Regions from separate parts of the Mus musculus genome. Here region 1 is linked to region 2. Evidence: chromatin contacts called from ENCODE Hi-C or POLR2A ChIA-PET data. All regions are on one chromosome and are shown on one strand. The core of a region is the stretch at or near the end of the contact, and the rest is flanking DNA. Distances in the headings are between cores, read along the strand shown.

Evidence for each region. Hi-C counts contacts between places; a loop is a spot of excess contacts on that map. ChIA-PET counts read pairs that join two places held with the same protein, here RNA polymerase II (POLR2A).
Region 1: a loop to region 2 is called in a map of left cerebral cortex, with 5 times the contacts of the local background. The contact joins the promoter of Spry2 here to the enhancer-like site in region 2. A Hi-C loop is called at or near these places in 2 of 37 maps with a recorded cell type or tissue (both left cerebral cortex). POLR2A ChIA-PET finds 5 or more read pairs at or near these places in 1 of 5 experiments (Patski).

The regions. Positions count from the first base shown.
Region 1 is chr14:105,895,436-105,898,172 of GRCm38, reverse strand. Spry2 (sprouty RTK signaling antagonist 2) reads left to right here and starts at 1,354. Exons shown (of 2, transcript NM_011897.3): 1 at 1,354-1,585.
Region 2 is chr14:105,717,250-105,720,102 of GRCm38, reverse strand. The region is part of intron 1 of Gm35967 (a long non-coding RNA gene); the gene reads left to right. Among named protein-coding and RNA genes, the nearest start is that of Gm35967, 9.7 kb to the left of the region's middle. Within about 2 kb of position 1,250, at least 1 of the 3 ENCODE cell types and tissues checked has a DNase peak (open chromatin) inside an H3K27ac peak, as active enhancers do; it is left cerebral cortex, where a contact is called at or near this core.

The sequences.
Region 1 (2,737 bases), core at 105-2,604, 180 kb before region 2:
ATCGAGCAAAACAGTACCAAAAAAAAAAAATCTTCAAAAGGCCTCCATCTATAGATAATCCCTCTTAAAAAGGAAATTCTAACAAACTACAAGTCCACACACAATCCAAAGCCAATCCCAGCCAGAGCAGAAGGGACTTGAAACCCGAATCTACATTCCGTTCCTCCCGTACAAGGCTCGGGAGGTGGGGGAGGCGGGCTGTGCTGGTGCCCGGTGTATAATCGGGTTAATCCAGTAGACAAAGAATAAACCAATAGCCCTCCCACCTCACTTCCCGCTCCCCTTTCCCTCCCCCTCCTGTTCCCCCACCCTCTTCGCCCCCTGGGCATCGGTGGGGGAGGGGTGCGGTGGAGCGGGGCGGGGTGGGGGGGAAGACAGGAGAGAAGAGGTAGGATCGAAATGGAGATTCCGAATCGAATCTAAAAAGCTGCGACTCGCTTTTCTCGCTAGCACCGGGCGGCCGGGTTAGTTTGCAACGTTCTTCCTTCTCCCCTCCCGGCGGCGAGGGGGAGAAAGTTCCCCAAGCGAGGCCAGCCTCGGGCTGGTATGGTAGCCTCTGGGTGGGGGCTATGGGGGGGGGGACCCTTTAAGGTCAGTGTTTCCTTGAAACTAGATAAACTGACCCCGCGGCGGCCCGCGCGGCCCCGCGTGACGGCGCCGGGGCTGCAGGAGCGGCTGGGGACGCGCGGGGCGGCGCGGTTGCCCTTTTGAATGCCTCCTGCGGCTCGGAGCGCTGGCGGGCGCTGGAGCGCGAGTGAATGTAGCCCCGCGGAGCCAATGAGCTGGGACCGGATGCGATATATCCTCTGGGACAACAACTGCTCTGTTCCGCCTCGGATCCACATGACGCCATTTACTGCTGCCGCGGCCGCTGCAGAGCTCCCTGCCTCCTCCGGAAAGGCGAGGGCGCAGGCCAGCGGCGCCCTCCCCCCCCGTACCCCCCCCCCCCATCCCCGGCCGGGCCCCAGACCCTCCTCCCCCGCCGCCTCCACCCCCTCCGCACCCCCACCCCCGCCTCGGCTTCGCCGCCGCGCCTCCGCAACGCCCAGTCTGCACGAGCGAGAGCTGCGCGCCGCAGCGCCAGCGGAGGAGAGGGGCCGGCGGAGCGCGCAGCGCCCAGGCCCCCGCGCGCGCCCGGCCCGGCCCTCGGCCCCGCGCCTGCCTCCACTTGGGAGCAGCCCCGGGCCCCCGGGTCTTGGCGAGCTGGCCTTAGGTTCTTTGTAAGGCCGTGCTCGCCTCGCTTTCTCTCATCGACCAGGAAAAAAAGAGACTCGCCAACGTTGCCGCTTCGGCCTCTTGTTCATTGAGAAAAAAAAAAAAAGGAGAGAGAGAAGGGGGGAAAAAGGAAATACTCCGCGTGCGCTTCTGGAAGGGAGGTCATCTATCCCGGAATCCGGGAGGGTTCCAACGGTGGAGGACTGGGTTCCAAAATTTCCCCGTGGTTTTAATCCACCGATTGCTTGGAAGTTGGACTGAAGCAGAGTTTGGAAAGAAGGAAAAAGTTTGCATCAGGACTGGATTTATTTGCACATCGCTGGAAGAAGAGGATTCAAGGGAGAGGGGTTGGTGCAAAGCCGCGATCACGGTGAGGAGCGTTTGGCTTTTCCCCTTCTGGAACCATAGCCGGCCGGGAGTGGGGTCCGGGTTCCTCTCTCCACTAAACCAGCTTGCTTCTCGGGAGCATTAGGGAACTACCCCGCGGATCTCCTTCGCCTAGAACAGGGGTTCGGCCATGGCCGGGCTACAGGGTACGCCTATGCAGTATCCCCCGTCCCACGACAGCTCACTCGTAAGGGGTTTGGGGCGGAGGACCGCTTCACTGCGTTCTACTCCTATCCCTGCATTGGCGACGATTCAGTCGCCGAGAGCTTTAAGGGAGGGAAAACACAAAGTGTTTTCTAGGTCGCTGTTGCAGGCTCTGGCATTGCTAACCTGTTCCTCCATTCGTTTGAAGGCTAAGTTGTAGAAGAGCCATCCTGAGGCGGAGGCGCCTGTGGGGCTGCGGTACTGGGCTTCTCACCTCTCCACCTCACCGGGCCAGGAGACCCGGCAGGCGAGCGGAGGCGAGAGTGCCAGGCGGAGGGAGTCCCCGCCTCTGCCGGGTGTGGACAGTCTAGCCCGGTGCGGGTGGGAGCGTCGCCCAGCCTGGCGCCGCGTCTCTGCGGTTCGGAAGTGCAGCTTTCTCTTTTTTTCCGTTCTTCGTGGTCGGCCTAGGTCACGCTTTTTTTTTTTTTTTTAATATATTTGGACACTGAGGCTGACTTAGCACAGGAAGAGATATCAAGTGGTCGCGATCGTTTTCCATTACCTGAAAGTAGGTGGCAAAATAAAAAAGGCTAGTTTTTTCCCCCCTTCCCTCTTTTGTGTTACTGTTTTTAAGATTTGGAGTCTTAACGCCTTTTTTACAAAGGGGTTTCTGTGTCGGTTTGCCCCACCCTAGTGCTGAAGTCCTTTCCCCCTAATCCTTAGTCTGATCACACACTGTTCTTAATGGGGGTTTCAAAGCACTCAAAGGGGGAGGGAGAGGAACTGGGAGAGCGCAGAAGGGGGGGGGGCTGCATTGGAGGCGGCCAGGGATCTGTAGAAATCAACTTTTTTTTTTCTTCCAAAAGATGCTACTTTGCACAGCAAGCAGGTCCTCACGGAAAAGTTTCCGATCCCCGGGGCTCATAGTTGTGTATGCCTGGCGGGTGCAGTGGGGCTCTGGATGAAGCTATTTTTCTTTCGTTTTAAGAAG
Region 2 (2,853 bases), core at 1-2,500:
AACTTCATGGCTTACTGAGAGATTTAGGTATTTCTCCAGAAAATATTAAGGATAGAGTGCTTTCCCATATGTTGGCTGTGTTAAAGATACAAAGTCCAAGATCAAGGAGATGCAGACTATGTGTGTGGTGAGTGCTCTCTTGATGTTTACAGATTGTCATCTTCTCCTTGTATCCTCACATGTCGGAAAGCAGAAGGAGAACGAAACTCTCCCGTGTTTTCATAAAGATAATAATCATACGAACCCCACCCTTTTAAGCTAACTCCTCTTGACGGTCTCACCTCCTAGCCTATCACATTGTGGGGGAGGGGTTAAATTTTTTCAACATTTGAATTTTGGAGGGACACAAATATTCATCCCACACCAGAATACATAACTGAATTAATGGCTAAAATAATAAATCTGTTTAGAAAAAAATCACTACACATTATATTCTAGACAAATTATCATAGACTGGTTCACGGGTGACAGGTCATTTCAGTTATGTATTCTGTGGGATACTTTTATCACGACATCTATTAGAAGCCAAACTCCCAGGGAACCAGAACCATCTCCATGTCCCTAGAACCTCATCATAGTATCCAAGTGACTCACTTTTCTCATTCAGTGTCAAATAAGTTACTAGTACAGACATTAAGCCGCAGAGTTATCATCTGCTATCTGAACTGGTTCCTGTAATGGAAATATTGTTATCTAAACTAGATAGAACTGATATGAAGCTCTGACTGGCCTTTGGACTAGGGAAGCTTTCAAAAACATGGATTTCAGGCACTTTTTTGGAGAGCTGGTATTTCTTAGAGCCCTGTTTGTAGGAAGAAACTGTGTATTCATAAGCAGGGATGAAAGAGATGGGGTGTTGTTACAGACTCAGCCCGGAACCAGCTTGAAAGATGTGTTGGAAGGGAGAAAGAGTGGTAAAAATACCAGCTAGAGAGCAGTGTTAGTGAAACAATGTTTTCCTTTCTTGCCAAAAGGACATGTTTACTTTTTAAAAGTGGTTTTTTTTTTCATGTTGTATTTAAGAAATAAATTTGAAATCCAAATTATTGCCCAACAATATCGAGTGTAGTTGACACGCTGTCCAGTTTGGAGAAAGCTCTGCTCAAAGTTGCATGATCCAAATTTGTGTAAGAAAAAAAAATCCTTGACAGTCTTCTACTCTGTCGTGCCCAGGCTGAGGGCAGATGACTCACGGTATGAATTCAAGTTAAATCACTTAACCTTTTTCTCTTATTCAACCCATCTGGGAAGCTGAATCCAAGCGCTTCACTATGGAACAGATGGTGTGCCAAAGCTAAATTTTCCCAGATTAAAAAAGAGGAAAAATGTGTTATAAGCTCTGAAAGAACCAAATATGGAAAAAGACCAAGGATTAAAAGGAAAAGAGCTATAAATTGGATCAGACCTTTTCCCCTGTATTTTTTTTTTAAATAATGTAATGCTTAAAAAATAAGTTGTGTGAGATGATTTGGAGACAAAGTTAGAAGAATGTTTCATAAACTCCATATGTGCAGAGGTGGCCATGAAGGGCAGCATCAATGGTGAGGGCATGCTCTCTGCTGGCTCCATCACCAGTAACTCTCATGAAGCAGAGTCATCCCGATGTGTCTTTTGATTACATACTTGATACCTGTGAAACTGAGCACGCATAAAAACGATTTCTTAAGAATGTTTATGGAACTACCCGAATTGCAGCTTAATGAAACTTAATACTAGCTGACAGATTAAGATTATTCTAATACATTCTAGGATAAACATGATTCCTAACTGTCCTTAAAAACAAGTGTATTCACTGCTTTAAGGAAAGACACATTATTGACCTTCCTACGATGGTATGATTTTAATCTTACTGTGCATAAAAATGTTCTAATGTATATACATCTCTCATATTTTATGGAAGGAGAAATGTCCTATGGTCATAGATAAAACAAACATTTGGATGAACACAGTTGAAAGTAATAGGGAAAGCCTGCACCCTTTTGTTTCCTGACTGGTTCTGATAAGTATACAGGAAGTTAGCTTAGCATTTAAAAGATGCAGTTTATGGGTGAGGCTAGAACTGAAACCCGAGATAGTCACATTATAGACTTCCAGATGCCACACATAAAAATCCAGACGGGACTTTGGTCTAAGGAAGTACTCAGGAGGCTTCACTCTGGTTGAGGCAATGGATCCCTCACTACCAATGCAAACTTCTTTAGTTGATTTTCAAAATCATATTGTTTCAAAAATAAAAGTATGGGCATTTTTCTCAAGTAATCACTTTATTATTGAACTCTGATCACACTCCTGATAGGAGGGACTCCAGATGAGGTATAGATAAGTGAATAAGAAGAAACAAAGAGCAAGAAACAAATATTGCTTTTCTTAAGTAGAGTTTCATGTGTCCTTTACTCTAATTTCCTTCTAGGAAAACAATTGAAACCAGTTGGAATTACGACTTTTAATGCCAATAGCAATGAACACCCAGATAATGATTAATATCCAATGTAACATAGTCCTTGTTCAATATGGCAAATATATTCTTGGGAATGTGCCTTAGTCGCTGCTCTACTCCTGTGGAGAAACACCATAACCAAGGCAATTCAAACAAAAGAAAGCATTCAATTGGAGGCTTGATTAGAGTTTCAGAGGGTAAGTCATGATCCTTATGTCAGGGATCATGGTGGCAAGCAAGACGCTGGGACAGTAGCCAGGAACTGCATCCTGATCTGTGGGCAGAGAAAGCAAGACTGAGTCTAGCATGGGTTTTTGGGATATCAAAGCCCAGCTCTCCATAATACACTTTCTCCAAGAGGCCACACCTCCTAGTCCTTATAATCCTTTCAAACAGTTCGACTCCCAGGCATTCAA